2 separate regions of the Homo sapiens genome follow, and region 2 is linked to region 1. A link is an interaction called in ENCODE POLR2A ChIA-PET data of the cell type or tissue named here. Cell type or tissue: CD4-positive, alpha-beta T cell. All regions are shown on one strand. Each heading gives the region's core, and the rest is flanking DNA. Links, peaks and the distances in the headings are about the cores only.

Region 1 (14,959 bases), core at 2,461-10,460:
GAGATGGGGTTTCACCATGTTGGCCAGGCTGGTCTCGAACTCCTGACCTCATGATCTGCCCGCCTCAGCCTCCCAAAGTGCTGGGATTACAGGCGTGAGCCATCGCGCCCGGCCGAGCTGCAATTTTAGATAGATAGAGTGGTTAGGGAAAGCCTCACTGAGGTGACATTGGAAAAAAGACCTAAGGAGACTGATGAAGGAAGCCATGAAGGCGTGGGGACATCTAGGGGAAGAGCTTCCAGGTAGCGAGAAGAGCAAGTGCAAAGGCCCTGAGCTGAGAACTGCCCAGTATGGCCAAAGCCCAGTGAACTGATGGTGAGAGCAGTGGGAGATAAGGTCACAGAGGTGAGGTGGAAGGGGCTGATGTGGAAGCGTATGCCTGTTGTGAGAACTTGAATCTTTAATTTTTTTCTTCTTTTTATATTTTTTTTGGAGATAGAGTCTTGCTCTGTTACTCAGGCTGGAGTACAGTGGTGTGATCTCATCTTACTGCAGCCTTGACCTTCCGGGCTCAAGCAATCCTCCCACCTCAGCCTCCTGAATAGCTGAGACCACAGGTGTGTGCCCCGACATCCGGCTAATTTTTTAACGTTTCGTAGCGACAGGGTCTCCCTATGTCGCCCAGGCTGGGGCACTTAGATATTTACTGGAGTGAAATGAGCCATTAAGAACCACTAAATAGGCCAGGCACAGTGGCTCATGCCTGCAATCCCAGCACTTTGGGAGGCAGAAGGGGGCAGATCCCTTGAGCTCAGGAGTTCAAGACCAACATGGCCAACATACACCCCCATCTCTATTAAAAACACAAAAATTAGCCGGGTGTGGTGGCATGTGCCTGTAGTCCCAGCCATTTGAGAGGCTGAGGCACAGGAATCACTTGAACTCAGGAGGTGGAGGTTGCAGTGACCTGAGATCATGCCACTGCGCTCCAGCCTGGGTGACAGAGCAAGACTTAGTCTCAAAAAAATGAAAAATAAAAAGGAGCCACTAAATACAGTGACATGATCAGGCTTAGGTTTTAACAGGGTCATTGACTGCTGTGTTGAGAAGAAACTGTAGAGGGGCAGGGCCAGAAGAAGGGGGAAGAGTTTGAAGGATTTTGCAGTAATCCAAGTGAGAGATGAACGACGGTGGGGGAAATGAGCACTGAATTCGAGAAACATTTTTGAGACAGCTGACAGGATTTGCTGAGACTGGATTAAGGGTGTAACAGAGAAGAGTCAATGGTGAGTTTCTATATAAAATGGCTTTTAAAACAAAGAGCCATTCTGTTAAAGAAGTCTGCAAACTACATCGGGCGTGGTGGCTCACGCCTGTAATCCCAGCACTTTGGGAGGCTGAGGCGGGTGGATCACTTGAGGTCAGGAGTTTGAGACCAGACTGGCCAACATGGTGAAACCCATCTCTACTAAAAATACAAAAATTAGCTGGGGATGGTAGCATGTGTCTGTAATCCCAGCCACTTGGGAGGCTGAGGCAGGAGAATTGCTTGAACCAGGGAGGTGGAGGTTGCAGTGAGTGGAGATAATACCATTGCACTCCAGCCTAGGCGACAGAGCGAGACTCTGTCTCAAAAAAATAAAAATAAAAGAAAGAAAAAAAAAGAAGTCTGCAAATTGTTGGTCCCCAGGATAAAGCTCAGACTCCTAGGCTGGCTCTGGGAGGCCCTGGATACCTGTTCTTAGCATCTACACCTTTGCAGATATAATCGTCTCTCAGTATCCATGAAGGATTGGTTCCAGGATCTCTTTAATACCAAAACCCACTGATGTCCAAGTCCTTTATATAAAATTATGTAATATTTGCATATAACCTACACACATCCTCCTGTATACTTTAAGTCATCTCTTGTTTACTTATAATACCTAATGTAGTGTAAATGCTATGTAAATAATTATTATACTGTATTGTTTTTCATTTGTATTTATTTTTAGAGATAGGGTCTCACTACATTGCCCAGGCTGGACTTGAACTCCTGGGATCAAGCAATCTGCCTACCGCAGCCTCCCAAGTAGCTAGGACTACAGGTGCATGCTGCCACACCTGTCTATATTTGTATTATTTTTTATTGCTGCATTATTTTTTTCCAACTTTTTTTTTTTTTTTGAGACAGGGTCTCACTCTGTTGCCCAGGCTGAAGTGCAATGGTGCGATCTCGGCTCACTGAAACTTCCACCTCCTAGGTTCAAGCAATTCTCCTGCCTCAGCCTCCTGAATAGCTGTGATTGCAGGTGTGCCACCATTCCCGGCTAATTTTTGTATTTTTAGTAGAGACAGGGTTCTGCCATGTTGGCCAGGCTGGTCTCGAACTCCTGATCTAAGTTGATCCACCCGCCTCAGCCTCCCAAAGTGCTGGGATTACAGGTGGGAGCCACCACGCCCGGCCATTTTTCCAAATATACATTTTTTAACTTGGATTTTTTGGATTTTTATTGCTCATTTATTTAAGAGCAAGCATTTTCTTTCTGGTGACCAGAAGCAGCAGCAAATAAGCTTTTAAGTGCTTATGTCAATTATCCTTTTAATTCTTACTGCTTTTAGAAAGAGCACTTCTTGCTGGTTTTCCTTCTACCTTTCATGCCACCCTTTCTCAATTTTTTTTTTTTTTTTTTTGAGACGGAGTCTCCCTCTGTCACCAGGCTGAAGTACAGTGGCATGATCTCCACTCACTGCAACCTCCACCTCCCGGGTTCAAGCGATTCTCCTGCCTCAGCCTCCCGAGTAGCTGGGATTACAGGCGCCACCACCACACCCGGCTAATTTTTTGTATTTTTAGTAGAGACGAGATTTCACCATGTTGGTCAGGCTGGTCTCGAACTCCTGACCTCGTGATCCACCCGCCTCGGCCTCCCAAAGTGCTGGGATTATAGGCGTGAGCCACCGCGCCCAGCCCTCAATTTTTTGTTTGTTTTGAGACAGGGTCTCACTCTGTTGCTCAGGCTGGAGTGCAGTGGCACAATCATGGCTCACTGCAGCCTCGAACTCCTGGGCTCAAGCGCTCCTCCCTTCTCGCCTTCCAAGTAGCTGGAGCTACGGGCACGTGCCACCACATCCAGTGGCTAAATTTTGTATTTTTTGTAGAGAGTCTCACTATGTTGTCCAGGCTGATCTAAAACTCCTGGTCTCAACTATTCCTCCTTCCCCAGCCTTCCAAAATGCTGGGATTACAGGTGTTAGCCACTGCACCTGGCCCCTGCTTTGCTTTTCTTGATGACACCTCCTTCTGATGTGCCATGTAATTTACATATTTGTTGTCTAACTCCCCACTATAATTAAACTCAATGAAGGCAGAGTTTTTTTAGACTTGTATTTTGAAATAACAATAGATTCGCAAGAAGTTGCAAAGAAAGGGACTGAGAGGCCCTGTGTACCCTTTATCTAGTTTTCCCCAGTGTTAGCATCTTGCATAACTATAGTACAATATCACAACCAGGAAATTCACGTTGGCACAGTCCACAGAGCTTATTCAGATTTCACCAGTTATACATATGCCCCTTGGGGCAGGGGTGGGCAGGGGGGAGTTGTATAGAATTGTTTTTTTTGTTTTTTTGTTTTTGTTTTTTGAGACAGAGTCTCACTCTGTCACCCAGGCTGGGGTGCAGTGTTGTGATCTCGGCTCACTGCACCCTCCACCTCCTGGGTTCAAGCAATTCTCTCTGTCTCAGCCTCCTGAGTAGCTTGGACTACAGGCACGCACCAGCATGCCCGGCTAATTTTTTTTGTTTGTTTTGAGACAGAGTCTCGCTCTGTCACCCAGGCTGGAGTGCAGTGGCGCGATCTCGGCTCACTGCAGCCTCCACCTCCCGGGTTCAAGCCATTCTCCTGCCTCAGCCTCCTGAGTAGCTGGGATTACAGGCGCGCGCCACCACACTTGGCTAATTTTTGTATTTTTAGTAGGGACGGGGTTTCACCATGTTGGTCAGGTTGATCTCGAACTCCTGACCTCAGGTGATCCGCCCGCCTCAGCCTCCCAAAGTGCTGGGATTACAGACGTGAGTCACCACACTTGGCAAATTCTATCACACGTGTAGCTTTGTGTAATTCCCACCACAAAAAAATCCAGAACCATACCATCGCCACAAGACTCCAAGAGGGCAGGGATTTTTGGTCAGATTTGTTTGCTTCTGTACCCCCAACACGAAGACCCGAACCAGACAGAGTAGGTTCCCAAAATCTGTGTTGAAAAGGCAGTAGAGGGTAGTGGTGACAGCACAGACTCTGAAGCCTGGACTACCTGAGTCTGAGTACCGGCTGTGCAACATAGTAGCTGTGTGACCTTGGGTATACAACTTAATCTGTCCCTGTTGCAGTTCCCTCTTCTGTAAAATGAGGATGATTAACCATACTTACCTTGTAGTGTTCTGGTGAAGATTCAAAAGGTCACTGGTAAAACATGGTAAGCTCACAGTGAGGCTTGAATTAATACATGCAGCTACATAGTAACTATCAAGCCCCATAAGCAGCAGCCACTGTTACTTTCATCCTTTTGCATTGCAACAGAACAGATAGTGCTAGGAGCCATAAGAAAGGTACAAATAAACTATTACAACAGTGTTGAAGGGGTGATGATTTCCAGCTAAGGGGAAGAGACAGCATTTGAATTCGGCCTTAGAAGGTGACTGGTGGTGTCATGAGCTAAATTATGTTCCCCCAAAATTCATGTGTTGAAGCCCTAATCCCCAGGACCTCAGAATGTGACTTTAGGCCGGGCACGGTAGCGCACTCCAGTAATCCCAGCACTTTGGGAGGCCGAGGCGGGCGGATTACTTGAGGTCAGGAGTTCGAGACCGGCTTAGCCAACATGGCGAAACTCCGTCTCTACTAAAAATACAAAAATTAGCTGGGTGTGGTAGTGCGTGCCTGTAGTCCCAGCTACTCGGGAGGCTGAGGCATGAGAATCACTTGAACCCGGGAGGCGGAGGTTGCAGTGAGCCAAGATTGTGCCATTGCACTCTAGCCTGGGCAATAAAGGGAGACTCAGTCTTGAAAAAAAAAAAAAGGAAATATGTGCTATAGTAATACATGGGCTTCTTAACATAGTTCTATTTGTGAACTTATAACTAATGTAATTTAAAGGGAGTGTGTAAATAATATATGGAGACATCTGCATCAACTGTAATGTAACATGAAGCCATCTATGGTTTCTATTAGTGACCAAGTCACGAGTACTGCTAATGCCACTGTGGTCTGTTGCCTACATTCCTAAATAAAGAAAGCATTACATTTCATTAAATTTGGTGAAAATAAAGTTGTATTTTCCCATTCAAGTTCATGGGATCCTCTGAATTCTATACATGGACTCTTGTGGACTCCAGGTTAAAAACCCTTGCTGTAATCCGTTGGTGTAAAAATGCTTGAGGTGACTGCAAATATACATGGAGGTTTTTGCGTTTATTTATTTACTTTTTCTTTTTTGAGATGGAGTTTTGCTCTTGTTGCCCAGGCTGGAGTGCAGTGGCGCAATCTCGGCTCGCTGCAACCTCCGCCTTCAGGGTTCAAGAGATTCTCTTGTCTCAGCCCCCGCAGTAGCTGAGATTACAGGCGCCCGCCACCACGCCTGGTTAGTTTTTTTGTATTTTTAGTAGGGACGGGGTTTCACCATGTTGGCCAGGCTGGTCTCGAACTCCTCGTTTCAAGTAATCCGCCCGCCTAGGCCTCCCAAAGTGCTGGGATTACAAGCGTGAGCCACCACGCCCAGCTTATTTTTATGTTTATTTTATTTACTCATCAAAAAGGAAAGGTTTTTGCTTTTAAATGGGGAAAAGGATGAAAATGGGGAACACTAGCATCCCAAACGCATGTTATTAATTATTGTACATCTTGCCAAAGGCGGGCTACAATGTCAGGCTGGACTTCTAGCAGCCAAGGAAGAGGTTCTGTCCCTAACTTTCTGAGTTGAAAACTTTGATTGGCAACCTTCCGCCTAGTCGAAAACCCCTAGGCTTACATAAGCGTCCACGTGGTCCAACCCCCTCCAACTTCTCCGGCTTCCTCCGACACGACTGTCCCTTCCCACACCTCCCAGCCAGGCCGAAATGACTCGTAACCCTCTGGGAAAATGGCACTTACTCTCCGCCTGCCGAGCTCCGACCCGGCGTTCCGAGTCCCCGGCGCCCGGAGGTGACGGTCGCTTCCCCTGCCCTCCCTTAGGGTTAGTCCCGCCCAATCGGCTCCTTAATTTTTCGGAGGGGCTTCTACTTTGGCATTTATCACGGGCTGTCTGCCTCACTTACGAAGCAGGGTGCCCCTAGCACACTGCCGGGCCCCTGGGGGAACGCACTTAGGGAAGCGAAGCAAAGCTAACTGCATTTGGCAGAAACCAGCGCGCTTTCCCACGGCGCCACGGGAGCGCACCGCTAGACAGAGAAGGCACTAGAAGAGGCGGTCGGTGCATAGCGTCACCTCCTAAACTCCGCCCATCGGAAGCGCCTTCTAAGCTCGTTCTTCCGCCAGCTTCCCTCCTCTTCCTTTCTCCGCCATCGTGGTGTGTTCTTGACTCCGCTGCTCGCCATGGTAAGTCCATCGGCCCCCATCGGCCCCGGGGTGGCTTCCCAAAACCCGAGGCCGCTGCCAGGAAATGCCTGGGCCGCGCGGAGCGTTGAGGGGCGGGAGCCTTTTAAAGGCTTTTTCAAGAAAATATCCAGTTCGGCCACTGTTGTCTTTCGTGGCCTGGAGGGAAGCTAGTGAGCCAGCGAGCAACCTGGAGAGGGACGGGCTGCGCTGCGGCCGCGGATTCAAGGGGGCTCTTTCTTTGCCCGGCCGCTGCCGAGTCGGGCAGGGATTCCGGTTTCCCTTCGCTTGTAGCGAACTCGTTCTGGAGGCGGGGGGTGGGAGGTGGCAGCCACCCCCGAAATCGTGGCCTGACTGTGGGCTGCCCGTGGCATGCGCAACGTGGAGGGTAATCAGGAGGGTATTGTGGGCTACTGGTTTTCGAAAAGGGTTTAGCTTGGCGTGGAGAAGCGAACCGCATTTTTAGATCCCAGGACTTTTGTTTAGAGGACGTTTATTCAGAGACTTGAGCGTCACCCCGTGGAAGCGCCTAGAACAAGGGGTGTTTTGCGAACCTGTGTGTCATTCTGGCCTTCTTAGTAAATGGCAGCAGCGAACCAGTCACTCTTTACTGGGAAATGTAAAATGTTGATTTCTAGATATGGAGGCGATAAGTACTGGTATTTTATTACTTGTCAAGTAATTTATTACTTGACAAAATTTACAACTGCTACTGTGGATGGGGGACGGGGTGTAATCTTTGCCTTCTTTGTATTGGCTCCCATTATTATGCAAGGGTATGTTCGTCCAGGTTGGCCAGGCATTAAACCTGCATCCGTGCCAATTTTGCAAGATTATTCTGTAGATTTGGGGGAGTATTGGGGTTGGCCTTAGATGAAAGCCAAAAGATGCAACTAGAAATTGAGACAGTCATCCTTGGAAAAGTGACATTTCATTTATTTTTAAATTTAAAAGTTTATTTTTTTAGCCAGTGAAATTTAGCAGTAGAGATAGAGTTAGGATTAATACCGAAATGGTGAGTAGGTTAGATCTTCTGAATGTCAGGGACTTTCCCTAAGTCTTAATTACCCTCCCAATAACACTTGAAAAGTACGTACCCCTGTTTTACAAAGTAGAGCACTGAGATTCGTTGACTTGCAAATGGTAGGTAGGTGGTTCTGTTTGACTCAAAGCTGTGTTCTTCCCAGGAAGCCAGATTCCCTAGCCATTCCCAGTGTGGTCGTCTGAGTCCTTGGGGGACCACAGGGTAAATTGAAAGGTAGCCTCTGGCTGTGGAGCAGAAAGGACCTGGGTTTGAATCCTGGTTCTGCACATTGATGCTCTGATTTTGTGCATGTTTCTTAACCGGATTCCACTTATTTTATCTGAACGATGGAAACTGTGGTATCTGCCCCCAGAGAAGTTGTGAGGGTCAGAGACTTGCTTGGCTTGATGGCTTAGCATTGAGAAGATTTTGGGGCTGGGGTATGTGTTAAGCACTCAAATGTTGGTTTGAAGGAGTTCTTGACTTTGAATCATTCGGGCAGGCTCTAATATTGTCTAAATTGATTGCATTTTCTTCCCAGTCTTCTCACAAGACTTTCAGGATTAAGCGATTCCTGGCCAAGAAACAAAAGCAAAATCGTCCCATTCCCCAGTGGATTCGGATGAAAACTGGAAATAAAATCAGGTAAGACCTCCATCATACTGCTTGTATTTTGCTAAATGTAAGAGCCACTGTGTCTGGCCAGGGTTACTTTTTGAGTATAAATACATGATTAAAATTGCATGCAATCCAATCCACCCTTTGACAGCATTCTCAAATTCGTTTTTAAAAACGTACTTCCTTTGTTTCTGCACTGCATCCAGCCCACATCTGGGCTTATGGGCAGATAATTCTCCAATACTTATTAATTTCCTGGTCATCTTCAGTCTGAGCTAGGTCATAAGGTGGAAGGCTGTCTTATACACATCCTGGTGGGGAAGACCCAGTCAGTATTTTTAGGCTTTTTGTTTTTGTTTTTGTTTTTGTTTTTGTTTTGAGACGGAGTCTCGCTCTGTTACCCGGGCTGGAGTGCAGTGGCACAATCTCGGCTCACTGCAACCTCTGCCTCCCAGGTTCAAGTGATTCTTTTGCCTCCGCCTTCAGAGTAGCTGGGACTACAGGCGTGCGTCACCACGCCCAGCTAAGTTTTATATTTTTAGTAGAGATGGTATTTCACTATATTGGCCAGGCTGGTCTCAAACTCCTGAGCTCAAGTGATCTGCCCCTCTCGGCTTCCCAAAGTGCTGGGATTACAGGCATAAGCCATTGTGCCCGGCCTTTGTTTTTGTTTTTTGAGACAGGATCTTGTTCTGTTTTACATGCTGCGTTGACACTATCTCCCTGCAACCTCTCCCTACCTACCAGACTCAAGTGACCCTCCCACCTCATCTCTCTGAGTAGCTGGGACTACAGGCACACGCCACCACACCTGGCTAATTTTTAAATTTTTTGTAGAGATGGGGTCTCTCTGTGTTGCCCAAGCTGGTCTTGAACTCCTGAGCTCAAGCAATCCTCCTGTCTCACCCTACCAAAGTGCAGAGATTACAGGCGTGAGCCATCACACCTAGCCCAGTCTTTTAGATGTTTCTCTTTTCTAAAAAGAGACTAGAAAAGATTGGAAAACTGTCCTCTACTGCAGAAGTAGTTGATCTCAAAGGAAAAACATTACTAGAATTGCTATGAAGGACCTCCAAGGTCATCTAGACTAACTCCAGGGAAAGCTAGGCCTGAAACAGTCTCCTGCATGGCTTTTTCAGCCCATCGCTCTTTGGTCCTGATGGGCCTTGAGACAGGTTTTGAAGGGAGCATCAAGAATCAGCAAGAGTTGCCCAAGGTTCAGCAGTCGCTCTCTCACCCAGGCTGAGTGCAGTGGTGTAACCCTCCCACCTCAGCCTCCTCCTGAGTAGCTGGGACTACAGGCGTTCACCACCATGCCTGGCTAATTTGTGTACCTGTTGTAGAGATGGGGTTTCGCCATGTTGCCCAGGCTAGTCAAAGCACTTTCTCTTTTTTTTTTTTTTGAGATGGAGTTTTGCTCTCATTGCCCAGGCTGGAGTGCAATGGTGTGATCTTGGCTTACCGCAACCTCTGCCTCCCAAGTTCAAGCGATTCTCTTGCTCAGCCTCCCAAGTAGCTGGGATTACAGGTGCCTGCCACCACACCTGGCTAATTTTTGTATTTTTAGTAGAGACGGGGTTTCACCATCTTGGCCAGGCTGGTCTTGAACTCCTGACCTCGTGATTCACGCGCCTCTGCCTCCCAACATGCTGGGATTACAGGCATGAGCCACCGCGCCCAGCCAGAACTTGATTCGACTTGTATGGCAAAGCTAGTGGGATTGGTTTGCTAAGAAGACTTAAAGGGGTGGCTTCTTAGGGCTAAAGTTGAGGGCCTATTTCCTTGGTTCATTTAGCTAGTTAGATGTGAAAATTGCCACCCATTGTAATGTTATGGGCTAGTTAATTGCTTACCATTTGTTTACTGGATACTAGACACTGTCCTTTATTATTTGATACATCTACTTGAACGTGGGTTTCTCTGTGTCCTGCCTGATGGTGGGACCTGCTTGTGAAGAGTGAAAGAAGTATATATAAACCAGGCACAGTGCTTCATACTTATAATCCCAGCACTTTGGGAGAGGCCAACGCAGGAGGATTGCTTGAGGCCAGGAATTTGAGACCAGCCTGGGCAACATAGGGAGACCACCCCCGTCCATCTCTACCAAAAATATAAATTAGCTGGACTTGGTGGCACGTGCTTGTAGTCCTAACTATTTAGCAGGCTGAAGTGGGAGGATCACTTGAGCCCAGGAATTCACAGGCTGCAGTGAGCTGTGATCCGGCCGCTGCATTGTAGCCTGGGCAACAGTGTGACCCTGTCTCAAAAAAAGAAAAATGTATGTAAAACTCAACGCCTAGTTCAATAAATAACCTGCTATTAAACTCTGTGGTCTCCTAGAATTGGGAAGGTATTTTGTACGTAAGATTATATACCCTTGACCCAGATAATTGACCCAATGGAATGATTTTCATTGTTTTAGCTATCTTCCAGCGTTAAAAATGTTTTTGAAAGCAGGTTGCAATTACAGTGCTTCATTTTGTGGAAGTACTGCCATTATCCTGCTGAAAGAAAAGCCGTGTTAATCATTTTTGATTTTGCCTTTATGAGGGTAAAATCATGACAGATTGACATGGACAATTCTGGGATTGCTGTTTCCCTGCACTAGACGTGAATGGAGGAGTTGATCGATTGTAAAGATCATGCGAGGCCAGGTGCAGTGGCTCATGCCTGTAATCTCAACTCTTTGGGAGGACGAGGCGGGTGGATCTCGAAGTCCAGCCAGTTCGAGACCAGCCTGGCCAACATGGTGAAACCCTGCCTCTACTAAAAATACAAAAATACAAAAATTAGCTGGGTGGTGTTGGGGGGGCGGGCGACTCTGTCTCAAAAAAAATATCATGCGGGAGCTTTTATATGTTTGTGACCCATTATGAGGGGGTTCAGAGTATGTCTGTGTACCTCCAGGTCCATTGAATCAAAAGTGGGTACAAGTACACTTGGAGAGAGTGGGCTTCGCCACTACTCTGATCCTAGTTAAGAGCCTAGCCTTCAAATTATTTTGAGAGGATAAAACTTGACTTGGCTAGTTTTTAAACACATAGGGAATTATTTTTTTTACTCTCCAGAAAGAACTCCAAACTTGTTAGAGGAGAGAAAAGCAGTACCCTTTGTATTTTGTGGTACCTAAAAGGTTATGTGAATGGGAACAGCTACATTGCTGTCAGACTGCCTTTGTAACTTGACATTTTTTTCTGTGTAGGTACAACTCCAAAAGGAGACATTGGAGAAGAACCAAGCTGGGTCTATAAGGAATTGCACATGAGATGGCACACATATTTATGCTGTCTGAAGGTCACGATCATGTTACCATATCAAGCTGAAAATGTCACCACTATCTGGAGATTTCGACGTGTTTTCCTCTCTGAATCTGTTATGAACACGTTGGTTGGCTGGATTCAGTAATAAATATGTAAGGCCTTTCTTTTTAATTGCTGTTGTATTGTGGTTTGTCAATTACTGAATTCTCCCTTCCCTGCCAAACCTAATAACAACACTATCCAGTAGAACTTTCTGCAATGATAGAAATGTTCTCTGGCTACCATGTGCTTGAAGTGTGTTTAGTGTAAAGGACTGATTCTGTAAATTTTATTTTATTTTTTTTTAATGTATTTATTTATTTTGAGACAGAGTCTGGCTCTGTTGCCCAGGCTGGAGTGCAGTGGTGCGATCTTAGCTCACTGCAACCTCCACCTCCCGGGTTCAAGCAATTCTCTTGCCTCAGCCTCCTGAGTAGCTGGGATTACAGGCGCCCCCCACCACATCCAGCTAATTTTTGTATTTTTAGTAGAGATGGGGTTTCACAATGTTGGTCAGGCTGGTCTCGAACTCCTGACCTTGAGATCCACCCACCTCGGCCTCCCCAAAGTGTTGGGATTACAGGCATGAGCCACCACGCCCGGCCTCACATGAGTTTTACAATTAATCAACTCCCCCATTCACGTCTAGTGCAGGGAAATAGCAATCGCAGAATTTTATTTTTAGTAGAGATGGGGTTTCACCATGTTGGCCAGGCTGGTCTGGACCTCCTGACCTCAGGTGGTCCACCACCTCTGCCTCCCAAAGTGCTGGGATTACAGGCCTGAGCCACCGCGTCCAGCCATCTGCTGCCTGTTTTTGTACAGTCTGTGAACTATATGGTTCCTACATTTTTAAATAGTTGAAAGAATATTTTATGCCATCTGAAAATTGAAATACAAATTTCTGTCCATATAAAATGTTCTTGTTTCACAGCCATATGCATAACTTACGTATTATGTATATAAATGCACCCTTGTGCACAGAGATAATGTGGCCTGCAAAGCCTAAAATATTTACTACTTTGCTCTTTATGCAAAAAGATTGCCCACCCCTGTTCCTGGATTCAAGCGAGTTCACTTGTTTAAAAAAAATCTAGGTTAATTGTTGACATTGTAACAGGTAATGCTATTGCCTGACTTACTGAAGAGCTACAGCTGAGTGAATGTACATGGTGGAAATCTTGTGGATTTGAGCTTTTACTGGGTTAGTGCAGCTTCTTCGGTACCCCTTGCAGTTTCCCTGGCTGACGAATCATCAGGGAATTATGTTTAACATCTCAAAGAACCAGTAGCAACTTCATATTTAGAGAGATGCATTAACAAATTATTGGCCACCTTTGTGTCAGACACTGTTCTAGGTACTTGGAATTCATTGGTTGATAGACAAATTATGTGGCATGTTAAGTGGTAACAACGAATAGGCCAATATACAAACCTTAGCAGATCTTTTCTGTAGAAAACGTGAGAGGGAACAAAGCTCCCCCAAATACCAGTGGAATTAGGATTGAAACTGCAGCAACAAGGGAAAGAACAGGGTTTGGCTGTAACTCCCTGCCCAGTCGATAGGGGGCCTGTGCTGCCTGGACATAGCTGAGAAGGCAGGTGGCAGAAGATGTGGGCTGCTGCATAAAGTGTGCAAGTGGTAATGGTGGGATTGCACAGCAAAGGGGTCCCTGCCTTACAACCACACTAGGAGGTTCAGATGAAAGCAATTCCGGCTGGGCACAGTGGCTCACACCTGTGATCCCAGCACTTTGGGAGGCCGAGGCAGATGGATCACCTGAGGTCAGGAGTTCAAGACCAGCCTCGCCCACGTGGTGAAGCCTCGTCTCTACTAAAAGTACAAAAATTAGCCGGGCGTGGTGGCGCGCACCTGCAGTCCCAGCTACTCAGGAGGCTGAGGCAGGAGAATTGCTCAGACCCGGGAGGCAGAGGTTGCAGTGAGCTGAGATCACCCCACTGCACTCTAGCCTGGGCAACGGCAAGACTTGTCTCAAAAAAAAAAAAAAAGCAATTCCTAAGAGCATGGCGCTCACCAGAAATGTGAAGAGTGAGCTCCAGAATACCAAGGAAATTAGGAGCTTTAAAGGGATCTTTGGAACCTATCTCCTGAACCCCTAGACTGCAATTTTTTTTCTTTTTTCTTTTTCTTTTCTTTCTTTCTTTTTTTTTTTTTTTTTGAGACGGAGTCTTGCTCTGTCACCCAGGCTGGAGTGCAGTGGCGTGATCTGGGCTCACTGCAACCTCTGCCTCCCGGGTTCAAGCAATCCTCCTGCTTCAGCCTCCCAGTAGTTGGGATTACAGGTGCCTACCACCATGCCCGGCTCATTTTTGTATTTTTTTTTAGTAGAGATGGGGTTTCGCCATGCTGGTCAGGCTGGTCTCGAACTCCTGACCTCAGGTAATCCGCCTGCCTTGGCCTCCCAAAGTGCTGGGATTACAAGTGTGAGCCACTGTCCCCGGCCTGACTGCAAATATTTTTTCTTATTGCATCAGTGATGCCTTCATATTCAAAGAAAGTTGCCACTGTGAACAGCAGTTGGTAAATATTAACATACTTAAAAATGTTACTCAAGGCTGAGCGCAGTGGCTCGCCTGTAATCCCAGCACTTTGAGGGGCCTAGGCAGGTGGATCGCTTGAGCCCAGGTGTTTGAAACCAGCCTGCACAATATGGCAAAACAAGAAATTGGCCAGGGTGGAGTGCACCTGTAGTCCTAGCTATCTGGGAGGCTGAAGTGGGAGGATCACCTGAGCCTGGAAGATCGAGGCTACAGTGAGCTGTGATCATGCCACTGCACTCCAGCCTGGGTGACAAGAGTGAGACCCTGTCTCAAAAAACGATACTCAAGTCCAAAGGAGAGGGACTTGATAAAATTAACTGGCAGTCACAAGACAGGGACATTTCTAACCATTTCAGAGCATTAGAAAGCAGTCTTCTGCTTCAGAGTAGGTTGGGTGTTTGCTAACAGAGCCCAAGGAGGTTAAGTGACAAGGCCAAGATCTAATGGCATAGGCAGCTTTCTCTACAGACCTCGAATAGTTGGGATTACAGGCACCCAAGTATTGCACCTGTAATCCCAACTACTCGGAAGGTAGGATTAGGATTTGGAGAAAGGGAAAATGACATGGACATGGGGTTAGCCGTGTGTGAGGGGTTTATTTGGAGCCTGGGAGTTGAAAGCTGTGGGGTCTGGATCCAGTGGCCCCTCGCTATCTTGTACAATTGCCAGTACCTGTTTCCCCATATCTATGAAGGGAGTTGGGTTAGATCAGTGCATCTTGAAGGAAGGAAGGGGAACTTGCGATGTATTTTAAGATTTCAAAATGGTACTGAAATAGTAAAGAAGGGAAGCATTAGATGACAGGTTTTGAAAGACAGGAAGTCACCCTTGTGATGACACTGCCCATCCCTTGACCTACTGAGAGGCAGGCAGCAGATTGGTTGAGTTTGCTGCTGTCTGTGTATCACCAGACTATAGTCTGGATTCATTAAACACTGCTCCCGGG
Region 2 (14,959 bases), core at 2,840-10,839, 99 kb after region 1:
AGGTGGCATAGCATCTGGATGTGGTGGTGCTCTTTCCAGAATGTAATGAAATAATTCATATATTAAATCATGCCATATGAAATAAAACACTTTTCAAAAGAACACTTCTGCTAGCTAAAAATATGTCCACATTATGTGTGTGCAATATAAAATCATAGCCACAAGTACAGATGTCCGTGAAAAAATAAACTGTTGAATTAAGCATGATTAGTACTGCGTTTGTCTGTTTTATATTCGTTGGCAAGTTGTTCATTCATTTTTGTTACTTGCTAGCAGATAAGCAGGAGCATCTGTCAAAGATTTAGGAAAATTTATGGTTAAAAAAAGTTCAAATAGAGAAATTTCTACCCATTAACTGATTTTTTTTTTTTTTTTTTTTTTTGCACTGTGAGCATCCCATTTACATTGGGCGTAGTTCCAGGCGTTGTCTGGAGAGCAGAGCTTGAGAACCCCTATTCTGGAGCAAAAAGTGTAAGCAACTTGGTATGACCAACCTGATCCTTCCAGATCCAGCCCCATCTTATCTTCCAGTCTCATTTATAGCCACTGTCCCCTCTTCCTACCACTCCCTCTGGCCAAGAGTTAAAATTCCTGAAATGCTCTCTGCCCTTTCTTTCTGGTTTTACTCATGCTATTCTCTCTGCTGCCCCCTCTTGACTGCCAGATAAACCACCACTCATTCTTAAAGATTCAATCCAAATGGCTCTTCTTTGAGATACCTTCCCTCACCTCTCTGGGTGTCTTCCTCCCCAGGGTGTTGCTCCTGACCAATTATATCACTTATCACATTACTGGTTGTTTGTAGAGCTATCTGGCAACTGTCCTGGGAGTGTCTTAAGGTGAAGGTAGGAGTTCTTGTCACCTATTCTTTCTTGAGTCCTCTGGCACTTAGCAATTGGCAGTTGAGATTTAGTGAGTATTTGTGGAATGAATGAAAATTGCAAAGAAGGTGTATTAGTCATTTTCATACTGCTATAAAGAACTGCCTGAGACTGGGTAATTTAAAGAGGTTTAATGCAGTTCAGCATGGCCGGGGAAGCCTCAGGAAACTTACAATCATGGCCAAAAGTGAATGGGAAGCAAGGCACCTTCTTTACAAGGCATCAGGAAGGAGAAGGGCCAGGCGAAGGGGGAAGAGTCCCTTATAAAACCATGAGGTCTGGCTAAGCACAGTGGCTTACACCTATAATCCCAGCACTTTGGGAAGCTGAGGTAGGCGGATCACTTGAGGTCAGGAGTTCGAGACCAGGCTGGTCAACATGGTGAAACACTCTTTCTACTAAAAATACAAAAATTAGCTGGGCGTGGTGACGCTCGTCTGTAATCCCAGCTACTCGGGAGGCTGAAGCATGAGAATCGCTTGAACCCTGGAGGCGGAGGTTGCAGTGAGCCAAGATTGTGCCACTGCAATCCACCCTGGGTGACAGGTTGAGGCTCCATCTCAAAAAAAAAACAAACCCATCAGATCTCGTGAGAACTCACTCACTATCATGATAACAGCATGGGGGAAACCACCTCGTGATTCAATTATCTCCACCTGGTCTTTCCCTACCTCCACCTGGTCTCTCCCTTGACACAAAGGGATTATGGGGATTACAATTCAAGATGAGATTTGGGTGGGGACACAAAGCCTAACCATATCGGGAGGCAAAGTTTATCTTTCTAACTCTTCTAGTGAGCTAGCTCCTGCTGGGTTCCCTTCTATTACTTTTTTGGCACCCCCTTTCCCATACCCTCACTCCTCCCACCATAGAAATCCAACAGATCTACAATTATTGGCAATGGCCCGGCCTTCAAACTTCTCCTTCAATATCCTACCAAACCTTACCAGTCCTGTATCCCAACCCATCAGGGCTAGATTTTCAAGATAAACCAGTGGTCTTCAAACTTCAGCATAAATCAGAATCCACTGGAGCACTTGTTAAAATACAGATTCCTGGGTCCCATCCTAGAAGTTCTGATTCAGTAGGTCTCGGGTGGGGCCCAATAATTTGCATTTTTTATAACTTCCCATATGCTGCTGATGCTTCAAAGGCCACATTTTAAGAAACACTGGAAAGAAACTAAAGCAAAACCAGGGGCAGCAGGTGATAATGCAGAATTGAGGAAAGGGATCTTTAGTTCATTTTGACTCAGCCCCTTCACAGAGTTTCTGATTTAATTGGCACTGTCTGGATTTGGTGAATCCCGGATCATTTTCCCTGCTTCACCTTGTCTTCCTCCTCCAACTTTCTTCTCTTTCTTTTCTTTTCTTTTCTTTTCTCTCTCTCTCTCCCCCTCCCTTTCTTTTTTTTGATGGAGTCTCGCACTGTCACCCAGGCTGGAGTACAGTGGCACAATCTCGGCTCACTGCAACCTTCACCTCCCAGGTTCAAGCAATTCTCCTGCCTCAAGTAGGTGGGACTACAGGCATGCGCCACCACACCCGGCTAATTTTTGTATTTTTAGTAGAGACGGGGGTTTCACCATGTTGGCTAGGCTGGTCTCGAACTCCTGACCTCAAGTGATCCACCTGCCTCAGCCTCCCAAAATGTTGGGATTACAGGCATGAGCCGCCACGCCCGGCCCCTCCTCCAACTTTCTGATCTTATTTTTCAGATGGTTCTCAGGGCTTCTCCACTTGAGACTGACTCTACCATCTTTCTCGTTCTCCTATCACAAAGCCACAGTTTCAGGACAAAGCCCTTTCCTGACCTCTTAGCTCCATTTCAGTGCCCTCTTCTCCCTCCCTGCCCCTGAGTTGCTTGCTGCTCCTCTATCCAGTATTAGCACCCCCAACTCCAGCAGTGACCTGTGGAAAGCTGGGCTCCAATTAGGGCCCACTCTTATCTAGCAGGGGTAGCCATTTCTGCTCCCAGGCAGTAGAGTCTGGCTCCACAAACATTGGCATGCTAATGACAGCCACCTGCTTGCCCCTGGGAAGTCTCTGTTTGTTGCAGCTTCTTTAAGGACATGGAAATACTGAAGCCACCTCATTTACATGCTTCTGTTCATTCCTTTACTCAACAAACATTGATTGAACACCTGCCAGACACCATGCTGGGCCCAAGGGACCCCACAAGGAAACATCAAACATGAGCACATACATGTTCATGGAAGCGCCCGGGAGTCCCAAATGACTCTTCATAAAGGGGAATCTTTTGGCTTCACTCATCAACGAGGACAGACATTCAAGGAAGAAAACTCACGAACTGACCACTCATGAGCCCTCTTGCCTCCTCAGCCCTTCCATCTCCCCTGTTCTTGGGAAGGTGACCCGGGACAAAGACTGAAAGGCATGATTTCAGGCCGGGTGCGGTGGCTCACACCTATAATCCCAGCACTTTGCAAGGCCGAGGCAGGTGGATCACGAGGTCAGGAGTTCAAGACCAGCCTAGCCAAGATGGTGAAACCCTGTCTCTACTGCAAATACAAAAAAAAAAAAAAAAAAAAAATAGCTGGGCGTGGTGGTGGGCGCTTATAGTCCCAGCTGCAGCAGAGAATTGCTTGAACCCAAGAGGCAGAGGTTGCAGTGAGTAGAGATCACGCCACTGCACTGCAGCCTGGATGACAGAGCACTCCGTCTCAAAAAAAAAATAAAAAAGGAAAAAAAAAGAAAGGCATGATCCCAGAGAGTTTCCAAACCTCTTTATTGAAATGAATGTTCTGATTCACACGTCTCAGTCGTCGGCCCACTGCACTGAGTGAGATAAGGTATGTAAAGCTAGTGAGCTAACACCTCTCTCCATATTGACACACATACACTCACCATGCATTGAAATACACTGACACACCAACACATGCCAACACACACATTGACACACAGATATACAGACACACAGCTAGCACACACTGACAATACACACGAACACACCGACACATCTACTCACACATCAAGACCAACACACACACTGACCCACACCCCACCGAAGGAGGCTGGAGGCCCAGGCCCCAGGAGGGACTTGTAGCCGCAGGTGGGCAGGTATTGGAGGAACCAAAGGGTCCCAGGAGACTTGAATTAAGCACTTAGTTCAGGTCTTCGAGGTTCAGCGTTTTGGAGGAGGAGGACGCAGTGAGGTTCTGGTAGTCTCTAGGGACAGGAGGGCCGAATGGGGCATATGGATGAGACACCAAGGATTCCGTGCTCAGGTGCCCCCAGCGCTGGGCCGGTAAGTACGGAGCTTCAGTCCGCGAGGAGTGCTAAGGCGGGCGGGGCAGTGCGTGGGGGATTCTCCCGGGAGACCCGCAGCCCTCCAGTCCCCTCCCGTTCCGGCAGCAGCTTTCTGCTCTGGCTTCCAAATTCTCCCCTTTTGTCCCACCACCACCCAAACCCCAAGTCCAGATCGGGGCTAGTGACCTCGGGGCCTTTCAGTCCACCACGCCCTAGCCTTTGCCAGGGAAGAGCCCTGTCCCAGACACCCAGCCTGGAAGCCGCCAGTCACCTCTGACTCCCCGCCCCCATGCGGTTGGGGCCCAAGCCTCACCGTGGTTCCTCAGATATAGCACTGGTCCCCCGTGTCACTGCCAACCCAGTCCAGGGCTCAGGCCCTGCCCCAAAGCTCCAGAGAGTCTGAAAGACTCCAGCTGCCCCTCTTCCTTGCCACCGCCATCCGCCCTATGGCCTGCGCCTTCTGTCTCGCGGAGCTCCTCTGCGCTGATCCCTGATTTTGCCAGGCTCTTCTCTTTAGGCCGCTCCTGGGTCTCCAGCACAATGAAGGCGCACAGTGGCGCTCCCTGAATACTTGGCTCTTCATGACTGTCCTTACTGCTATTCCCTCACTGTGTCTCTTCTTTCTTCTCCCCGCCCCCCTCGCACGCATCCAAGTTCTCTGCCCTCAGCTTAATAGAGTGCCTCCTGACTGCGAGGCCCTGCACTCGGCCCTGGGATGCGTTTGCTGAGTCCTTGTTCTCCAGGCGCACAGGGTACATACATAAAGGGCTTCCCGAGAGAGTGTGAGAAGCTCCATCCAGCAGGTGGAACCAAGTGCCAGGCATGCTCTTCTTTGGCTACTCCATTTTCTTGTCTTCCCTGACTTCTCCGAGACCAGGGCCTCTGGATCGAGTCCCTTCTTCCTCTCTCTCCCTGGTTCCTTCTTTTCTTTTTCCCTCTCTCCTGCCTCCTCCTCAGCTGCTCCAGCCTTGGGCCTTTACGGGGTCATCTTCCATGCTCCATTGGGGCCCCCTCTTGGGCCCGGGTTTCCTCCATAGCCTTGTCATCCCCTCCCCCATCTGGGGTCCCTCTGGCGGGCCCAGGTCTCTCTCCCACACCAGGGAACCTGCCCTTTTGAGGAGTGGAATGTACTGTCCCTCCCGCTGGGGCCTCGGGCATGCCAAATCTGCCAGCGTGCTCCAGTGACAGGGAGCTAGCAAGAGGCCAGTCCCAAGAGAGAGGGGAGGGCGCCAAGGCCGGAGAAGTGGAGAGGTGCCCACGAGAGAGGACCCGCGGAGGTGGGCCACGGGGATAAGGAGGGCGGGCGGGCGCACCCCTGCCTTCGGAAGTTCTCTCCTCTGCGCCCTATTGGCCGCCTTGTCCCGGGCTGAATGAGGGTCAAGGAGAAATCAGGGGGCGGGACAGAGTGACTGGAGGCCGCTCCCCGTCACCCGCCCCTCCATTTCGCTCCATAGAGCTGAGAACCTTCATCTCCAGCCCTTCCTCTGGTACTAGAAGGGGTGGGTGGTCTTGCTGAGCGTCTAGGGCTGGGTCGGAGAGAGGAGGCGTGGGTTCCGTCTGTACTAGGTACCCAAAGGTGGTGAGCTTGGCTCCACGAAATTACAGCCCACAGCACCCAAGGCTTGGAAACCCCAGGGCAGAAGCAGCGTCTCAAGACCTCTAGCCTCGGACCCCACATGCCACAGCTCAGCTCAGTTGCCGGGCTGCAGTGCGGCTCCCCCCACGGGCCCCCTTTCTAAGCTCTACTGTGGAGCGGCAGGTGCCGCAGGCCTCCCCGGTACCTCGGCCGCAGCTGCGCTCCCGGGCCATGGAGGGAGGGAGACACGACAGTGGGGCATCGAGACTCCAGCGGCCAAGGCGCACCCATCTAAGCACCTTGGGATCTCGGTGGAAAGGAAGGGGGGTAACGGGGGCCGGGAGGAGAACTGCAGAGCTCGGCCGCTGAGCAGAGTATGGGAGGGGGGAGGGGCGGGGGCTCCCTTCCAGCCTTCGGGGTCTGGGGACTTAGGGATGTAAAGGAGAGCAGGGGGGTGTGACAATTCAGCAGAGGTCGGGACGTACCACGGAGCCAAGTGGCGGGGGGGGCAGAGGACGTGGTCACCGAGGGGAGCCCCCGCCCCCCTTCGTAGAAGCCTATGGCTGGGGTTGCAGGAAGAACTGGAACTGGTCTGGCCATAGGGGGAAGCGGCGCGTTAAATCCGCCCCCTCTCCATACCCTACTTTCAAGGGGTGGGCGGTAGAGGGGAGGTTGGGGTTGGAGCAGCGGCGAGGGGGCCCCTCCCTTGCACCTCCCCCCACCGGACTTGGTCGCGCCCGAAGTGTAACACTTTCTCTTTGTCGGAGGAGCTCCTCTGTTTCCTGTGCAGTAGCTCCCGTTGCGGCGGCACCCGTGGCAGCCCTGGCGGACGCAGGAGCGATGGCAGCGACCGATATAGCTCGCCAGGTGGTAAGTGCAGAGCTTGGGTGCCAGGGCCGGGGCCGAGGGCCTGGTGAGGGTCAAGGAGACCTGGCCGCCGCCGCCACATCGCGAGGAGGGCAGTGGGCAGCATCCAGGAGCCAAGGGCACGGTGGGACTTCTGCTCCCGGGGTCAGCAGCTCAGTCCCTCAGCCTGTCCCGGAAAACGGTGGTGGCGCGCGGGGGGCGGGGGGCGGCAGGGGGGCAGGCAAAACCTGCGGGCCGGCGGCTGAACTTGCATTGCCCAAGAGCCGCAGTGAGCGCCACCGCCTCCCTCGCTGCAGCTGCGGCCCCACGGCTGGGGCGTTGCCGAATGAATGGCCGTAGGAGCCGCCGAGCCCTCCGGGTCCCTGGCACCCTGGCCTTGCCGCGCCCCTGCGCACGGCTGCCCGTTGTGACCCGGGACCGCACAGGCAAAGAGGCGCGGGGCTGGGGTTAGCCTGGGGCAGAAGGCGGTGAGTGGCGAGGGGGGCGGGGAGGTGACTGGCTGGGATAGGGTTTCTCTATATGCATTACATATGTGACTGCGTCTGTGTGTGTATCGGTGTGCGCGTATGTGTGCACGCGCGCGCGCTCGTGTCTTCCCGGGCGGGCGGCGGCGGCGCCGGGGTTCTGTCTGTGACCCAAAGAAGTCCGCGTGTTTCTCTGAGTGTGCTCACCTCTGTGGTGTGTGTCCGAACGCCTCTCTGTCTGCTTGTGCTGTGTGCCTCTGGGTCTCATTTGTGCGTCAGTGTGGGGTGCAGTTGGCTGGCCTGTAGGTGGCTGGCTGCGTATTTTGGCATGTTTTGGAGCGGGCCTCTGAGGATCTGTCTCGGGTGCATGTTCAGTGTAACTGGGCTTGTGTGCCAAAACCTGTGGAGCTGGCTTCTTTCTATGGAGACTCAGGAAAATAAGTGTGAGACTCGCAAAAGCGGTGCCGTCTCTTTTTTTGTTGGCGACCGACTCTGGGAAAAAAAAAATCTTCATTTAAAGAACTGAAGTTTTCCAGCCTGGGATGTGCAGAGAAACCATGTTGAAGTGACCTGAGGCTCCATGTTTGTTTTTTAAACCAGAAGTTTGGTTGCAAAGGGCGATGAATTCCATTTGGGGGGGACACCCTAGCTATTCTATTCATCCATGGGTATCTGGGACTTTAATAAGCCCACCAGCACCCCGAGGTGAGGAAGGAGTGGGAGACAGAGGTAGGTCAAATCCCATGACACCACATACTACTTGACGAAAATCTCTGAACCACATAAAAATGTTTTTCAACCTTGTAGCTTACTTATTTAGGAAAATAGTTCATGCAATGCAACTACAGTACAAAAAAAAAGCCTCTAGGTATTTGGTGTAATTGAAATTGATTTTACAAAATCTGAAGCCAGAATCTGATAATATTTTCTCTACAGAATATGTATTAATGTCTCTTTTGTCCCTGTTTGGAAGGGCAGGATCATTTCTTCGGAACCTCCTCCACCCCCTGCACACCCTAGCACAGAGCACTTTATGCAGTCATGTTGTGGAAGGACCAGGAGTAGACAGGGGACATTCTCTGTGATGATGCAATTTGAGAGAATTTTCTTCCCCCAAGATTGGCACTCTCGTTGTTTATTGCTTTAGTGTTTTGAGGGCTCCCTCTTTTCTGCTGTGGCTTTTCTGCTCCTGGTTACCTGCATTTCAGAGATGGTATAGCTGAAGTAGAGGAATTAATCTCTGGGATTACACTAGCTCCATCCAAAAATGACGCTAATGATTTTTCATGTCAGCTAATGAATTTGCATCGACCTGTCCTCCATACTCTCACCAGTTTCTCTTGCCTGGATTAGGATTGCAGGGCAGATGTTGCAATGGGGAACATTCCAGAAGGTTGTGTGTGTTTCACCTCAGGCACAACTCAGGCAACCTAGAGATGCCCTTTGTTCTGCAGATGGGGGTGAGGGGGTGCTTTAGGGCCACTTGGTTTGCTTTGCATGGCTCCAGTTTGCTCTGGCTGGCCTTGCCATACTGTATGATGAAGAACATAATTGTACGCCAGATTCTGAAGCTGAAAGAGCAGCCTAAGCACTCGAGACCTTGTTATCGTGATAAATGGGTTTCTGGGAAAACTGACGTCACTCTCCATGCCCCCCTCCCCCAGCCAGTGAAGCTCCTGTTTATGTGTCATTTGTCTCTCTGTTCTCCTTTGTGTCTGCAATAAGTTGTAATTCACCAGGGAAGACGGAGTTAACTCAGGAGACCTTGGACATCTGGTTGCTGCTTGTTTCCTCCAAGGAACATGTATTCAGGGTTTGGGAACAGAAGACTAGAGAATAAACCTAAGTGTGGCTAGCTTAGGAATTCTTTTTTTTTTTTTTTTTTTTTTTTGAGACGGAGTCTTGCTCTGTTGCCCAGGCTGGAGTGCAAGTGGCATGATCTCGGCTCACTGCAACCTCAGCCTCCCAGGTTCAAGCGATTCTCCTGCCTCAGCCTCCCGAGTAGCTGGGATTACAGGCACCCGCCACCACACCTGGCTAGTTTTGATATTTTTAGTAGAGGGGGGTTTTCACCATGTTGGCCAGGCTGGTCTCGAACTCCTGACCTTGTGATCCACCCGCCTCAGCCTCCCAAAGTGTTGGGATTACAGGCATGAGCCACTGCTCCCGGCCAGGAATTCTTTTTAATGAGCTCTGAGACGTGGTACCATGCGAGTAAGTGCCCTAGTGTGTGTGTGTGTGTGTGTGTGTGTGTGTGTGTGTGTGTATGTGTATGTATGTGGGGGGTGTGTTCTTTCTAGAATCAGTTGAGAGTCACTGTGGGTAAACATCCTTAGTGACTAAAACAAGCCTTCAAGTTGTTGGGTAGGGCTTACATTGCACGCAGCCAACTTGGAAGTTCAATTCTGGTGCACATAATACAAGTCCGTCCCATTTGAATGAACACCACAAACGGTTTGGTGTGACAACACCATTTCTCCACTGTGTCCATATTTACTTGATTGACTGATATGTGGCCAGCACTATGGTTAGCCCTTGTCAACTGGACAAAAAAAGGTAGCAGGCTTTAAAAAACGTTCGTGATCGGACTGGGCTTGGTGGCTCATGCCTGTAATCCCAGCACTTTGGGAGGCTGAGGTGGGCAGATCATGAGGTCAGGAGTTCGAGACCAGCCTGGCCAACATGGTGAAACCCCGTATCTACTAAAAATACAAAAATTAGCCAGGCGTGGTGGTGCGTGCCTGTAATCACAGCTACTCAGGAGGCTGAGGCAGAAGAATCGCTTGAACCCTGGAGGCAGAGGTTGCAGTGAGCCAAGATTGCACCACTGCACTCCAGCCTGGGCAACAGAGCGAGACTCCATCTCAAAAAAGAAAAAAAAGAGGCCGAGGTGGGTGGATCACAAAGTCAGGAGATCGAGACCAGCCTGGCTAACATGGTTAAATCTCATCTCTACTAAAAATACAAAAAATTAGCCAGGCGTGGTGGCGGGCACCTGTAGTCCCAGCTACTGTGGAGGCTGAGGGTGTGAACCTGGGAGGCGGCACTTGCAGTGAGCCGAGATCGTGCCACTACACTCCAGCCTGGGCGACAGAGTGGGAATCCGTCTCAAAAAACAAAACAAAAAAAAGTTCGTGGCTTTTAAGCTTATAGTCTAGTTGGAATGACAAATTGTGGACACTGTGAAATAATTAAAGAACTATAGAAGATCCTTGTGATGCCCCACCTCACCCCCTGACTATGAGGTGGCTTGGGCTGCTATTAATATATATTTCGAGAGGTTCCATGACTTGTCCAAGGTAACCAAGGCACAGGGCAAGCCCCAAAAGCTGCATGTGCTGGCTCTTTTAATGAGCTGTTCCTTTCAATGTTGCATTCTGGGATCCAGACCGTAAATGCCGGCCCATACCAAGAGCATCTGGATGATTCTGGCTTGAACTAGTCCCACAATGTGAACAATGAAGCTTTCTCTAGTGGCAATCTAGGTAGTGGTCATTCTCCCAAGTGAACTTTCAGGGGCTAACTTTGCCCTACAAAGTTAGCTGGGGTTGGTCTGGGTCAACTGTCTCAGAGCAACTGTCTTCAGGTGGGGAAAAGATTGCTGCTGCACTCTGGTTTTGCTATCATCACGTGGCAGTTACCCTTTGATTCCCTTTGAGGTCTCTGCTTCAGGCGTTCCTACCACCACCCACTAAAGGTAGTATCGTACCTCAAACATAGAAAACAAAACCCTATTACCTAGCTCTATTGGTGATACAACACGGAAGAAAGTTTACATGGCCCTAAATATTTAAAAATGTTGATTCTAAATTTGAGGGGTTTTTGGACAGTCATTACATTATTTTCTAACTTCTCTGTGTGTTTGGGATGTTTCTTTTCTTCTTTTCCTTTTTTTTTTTTTTTTCCCCGAGATGGAGTCTTGTTCTGTCGCCCAGGCTGGAATGCAGTGGCGCGATCTCAGCTCACTGCAACCTCCGCCTCCTGGGTTCAAGAAATTATCCTGCCTCAGCCTCCCGAGTAGCTGGGATTACAGGTGTGCACCACCGTGCCCAGCTAATTTTTGTATTTTTAGTAGAAACAGGGTTTCACCATGTTGGCCAGGCTGGTCTCGAACTCCTGACCTCGTGATCTGCCCACCTTGGCCTCTCAAAGTCCTGGGATTACAGGTGTGAGCCACAGCGCCCGGCCTGGGATTTTTCAAAATAAAAAGCGGGCAGAATGACAATGTCCCCCAAATGCACATGGTCCCTTCTTTCAAGGAACTGGTGGAGGCAGACACAAATCACTATCTAATTATCTTTGTGATAAGTGCTACACAGGAGAGTGACTGCCTGCCATGAGATTTCATTACTAAGGGAACCTAACTCAGCAATGAATGGAGGCAGAGGGTGACAGGAAGGGCTTCCTGAGGGCTTCAAATAGGAAATGGGTAGGTGTGAAGGTGGGTGAGATCTCACATCTGCTACTGGGTTGGGAACATTTCATTTGCCAATTCACCCACTTTTATTTTCATTCATTCCTTCAGCACATATTCACTGGGCACTGATCGGCCAGGCCCCGTGCCAGGTGCTGAGGATATAGTGGTGGCCAAGGCACGCAGGAACTCTGCCCTCTCACAGCTTCCAGATGAAAGGCAGGAATAAGCCCTGTTTCCTTTTTACATCCTAAATCCTGGAAATGTGAGTGTTAGCGGTGTTCTTAATACAAAACTACATTATAGCAGAGTGATTTGTCTGTATCATCTAATGAGATTTTGATCTGCAGTCATGTGCATAGCATTTACTTTGTGGAGTCTCTGCTGTAAATTTTCTATTAATTGCTGGCTTTGTTACCAAGCATGGCCACTGCCTTTGTGTGCTATAAGGGAGCAAACCTATTGCATTAGCCTGAGCAAAGCCAATTAGGAAGATAAGTCCTCTGGAAAAAGGTATTCCCAAACTAAGTAGGGCTGATTTCTGGACTTGCCTGGGTTTTTGGATGATCAGAGCCATGGTTTAATATTAGCATGAACAATTGAGAAGGGCTTTTAGTTGCATGTACATTAAAACTACATTCAAGACAGATGAGGCCAGGTGCGGTGGCTCACGTCTGTAATCCCAGCACTTTGGGAGGCCGAGGCGGGCAGATCATGAGGTTAGGAGATCCAGACCATTCTGGCTAACACGGTGAAACCCCATCTCTACTAAAAATTAAAAAATTAGCCGGGCGTGGTGGCGGGTGCCTGTAGTCCCAGCTACTCTGGAGGCTGAAACAGGAGAATGGCGTGAACCCGGGAGGCGGAGCTTGCAGTGAGCCGAGATTGTGCCACTGCACTCCATCCTGGGCGACAGAGTGAGACTCCGTCTCAAAAAAGAAAAAAAAAAAAAGACAGATGAAAGAAAGAAAGAAGGAAAGAAGGAAAAAGAAGGAAAGAAGGAAAGCCATGGATATATATAACATGTTTCTTTCAACGATCTCGAAATGCTTCCATCTGTATGATTTCATTTTCCCCAATGGCTTCCTGGACAAGTATTACTGTTCCCTTTATTTAATGGGTGTAGGGAGACCAAGTTACTTAGTCCGAAGTGCTATTGCTGGTCAGTGGGTGATACGATTAAACACCCACCAGATGACACAGATTCCTTGTTTAAAAACACTTGTCTTTTCATGATGTTTCTAAGACATCAAAATCCTGCCATGACCTCTCTTCCCCCTCTTTTCACTACACTCCCTCAGCACTCCCATAGGGCCCAGGGAAGAGTATACTAGGGTGATTCGGAGACTCTCTGATATTAAAAAGATTCTCAGCTTAAATCCAATATAGCACAGTCACGGGTTGTGTGGGTTTTCTTTTTTATTTTTTCTTCTCCATATTGCTTTAAATAAAAATCTTGGAGCCACCAGCCATGTAATGATGGATTATTTTAAGTAACAACTGGAGTGGGGGGCGCAGAATAAATTAGAAACACAGACCCTTCCTCCTCAGTTTGGCAGGAGGAGGCTTCTGCTGCTGGGATTTGAAACCGTGGGTTTCTCTGCCGCCTGCACAGAGGAAGGAGGCCACATGCTCAGGAGGGTGAGAAATAATGTTATCCTCTTCTTCAGTGTCTTCTCATTAGAGGCAGCCATCTGCTGAATTATGCAGCGCGCTCTCAGCCGGCCCTTCCACTCACTTAAAGGTGACCAGGGAAAAGATCTGCAGGCCTTCTCAGCGAGAGGCCTCAGGGCTCAGGTTTCCCCTGCCATGGCCCTCTCTGACCCGGAATGAAGGCCCTGGGGTAACGGGGCAGAACTCTGTTTTCCTGGCCCTGATGAGGTGTGAGGTCGTGTTCGGTTTCCTTTCACATTGGAGGCCCCCAGCTCTGAACACTGGCGCTGAGGCAGGAACTGGGTTTTTTTCAGATCCCCATTAAACAAGACCAGATGGAGGCAGAGGCAAATTCAGGCTCCCCAGAGGGCAGTTGGGCATTCACCCAGAGGCCTGTGGGTAAACCTTTTCTTTTTTAGCAGATTGGAGGTAACAATAGCCAGAACACCTAGAAAACTCTCTTTCAATTGTCTGGCTTCCAGGGAATCTGGCTGGCTTTTGTGGGAAAGTTTCACTCACCCTGAGCAAGGGTCACCCCTGGCCTGAGGTGGGGATATTTGACCTAGACTTAGGCTTGTGTTAGTCTTGGGGTTCTTCAGCAGAACTGGGCAGCTGGCCAGGCTGAGACTTAGGCCGCAGTCAAAAGAGAGGGAAACAGGAGGAAAAAGTGGGGAAGTGAGTAGAGAGCAGGAACACACAATGAGTGCCTTCCACCGCATTGACTGCTTCAGTTGCCTTCTGTGGGCCAGAACCACCTTGGGGAGCTCACGGGTTTCCAGATTCGGTTCCTTGACCCTTCTGCCCCTGACCAGCATCAAGCCAGAAGCTCAATGTCCCGGAATTTTACCAGTCTAAAGAAACACATGTGCCACTTGAGTCAGCTTTTCCATTTGAGAGTGGCCGTTGGCTCGACAGGGGCCTGGATCCTAGCACTATTCTCTGTCACTAAATCAGTCTGTGACGTGAGCCAAGTCACTTCCTCTCTGTGAGTCTCTGTTTCCCCTTTTGTGAAACGAAAGGGCTGGATTAGGTGATCTTTAAGGGCGTTTCCAGCTCTAACATTGTATGGTGCTTATGTTTCCTTTTTCTCCAGCCTCATTTCTTTTAGGTCCTTGCCTGCGTCTGCTTCCGAATGAGGTGGCAGAATTGAACCCCACCCCTTCCCTGCTTTGACCCCTTGAGCTGGGTGGGGAGAGAGTCGTAGGGAAGGTCGATCTATGCTTTTAGCTCAGCAGGCTCTCGGTAAGTGGAACAGAAACAACCCTTCAGATATTGCCTGTCCATGTAGGTGTAGATAGCTATTGTCTTCCTATAAAGGTACATGACAGCTGAATGTTTGTCTATTGAATCCTGCTTTCAATGCAGTAGAAGAGCCGGCTACTTAATGGAATCCTGCTGTGAATCCTTTTATAGAATGAAAAGCCACTCTGGAATTTATCTTGTGTATTAAAATCAGTTTCATCTATTGGATTTGCCAAAAATGGGCCTCCTCCTCTGTCTGGTAAGGATAGTCTGTCTTGTGCTTCTTCAGCACAACTGCTCCCCAACTGAAGGGCATTTCTGAGGCCCCTTGGGGGTGCTGCCAGCTTTTGCAGGCCTTATTTCTCCTTAGAACAGCCCCCACATTTCTCTTTCCCAGGATAGGGCATTGCTACTACTCAGTTTCCTCTTAGCCTGGCTTAATTAGCATGAGGGACATTCTGATATTTGATGTGTTGGATGCATTTGAGAATTGTTTTTAAAACCTGTGGGAACTTGGCTGTGTGCGGGGGCTCACACCTGTAATCCCAGCACTTTAGGAGACTGAGGCGGGCGGATCACCTGAGGTTAGGAGT

The links. ChIA-PET counts read pairs that join two places held together with the same protein. Peaks named below come from ENCODE experiments on the same cell type or tissue, not always from the same donor. Only the 100,000 strongest peaks of a DNase experiment are listed, where the experiment ranks them.
Region 2: POLR2A ChIA-PET joins it to region 1 with 47 read pairs; 20 of 35 experiments call an interaction of 5 or more read pairs at or near these places.

Annotation. Positions count from the first base shown.
Region 1 is chrX:119,783,128-119,798,086 of GRCh38, reverse strand. It overlaps RPL39 (ribosomal protein L39), which reads left to right and starts at 6,457. Exons shown (of 3, transcript NM_001000.4): 1 at 6,457-6,513; 2 at 8,076-8,179; 3 at 11,355-11,583. The coding sequence starts at 6,511. The coding sequence ends at 11,403. It overlaps LOC107985694 (a long non-coding RNA gene), which reads right to left and starts at 6,371. Exons shown (of 3, transcript XR_001755949.2): 1 at 6,070-6,371; 2 at 4,351-4,511. It overlaps SNORA69 (small nucleolar RNA, H/ACA box 69), which reads left to right and starts at 10,603; the gene lies at 10,603-10,734. RefSeq lists enhancers at 6,463-6,722, 8,592-8,651. In CD4-positive, alpha-beta T cell, for the core only: a CTCF peak has its summit at 6,971; DNase peaks (open chromatin) are centred at 6,066, 6,406 and 7,016; H3K4me3 peaks cover 3,202 bases; H3K27ac peaks cover 2,901 bases.
Region 2 is chrX:119,684,713-119,699,671 of GRCh38, reverse strand. It overlaps SEPTIN6 (septin 6), which reads left to right and starts at 6,504. Exons shown (of 11, transcript NM_145799.4): 1 at 6,504-6,596. The coding sequence starts at 6,567. RefSeq lists enhancers at 2,883-2,942, 6,491-6,620, 7,441-7,490, 13,422-13,471, 13,502-13,551 and 1 more and silencers at 6,261-6,310, 6,821-6,950. In CD4-positive, alpha-beta T cell, for the core only: a CTCF peak has its summit at 7,301; DNase peaks (open chromatin) are centred at 6,401, 7,221, 8,701, 10,701 and 2 weaker places; H3K4me3 peaks cover 5,423 bases; H3K27ac peaks cover 2,992 bases.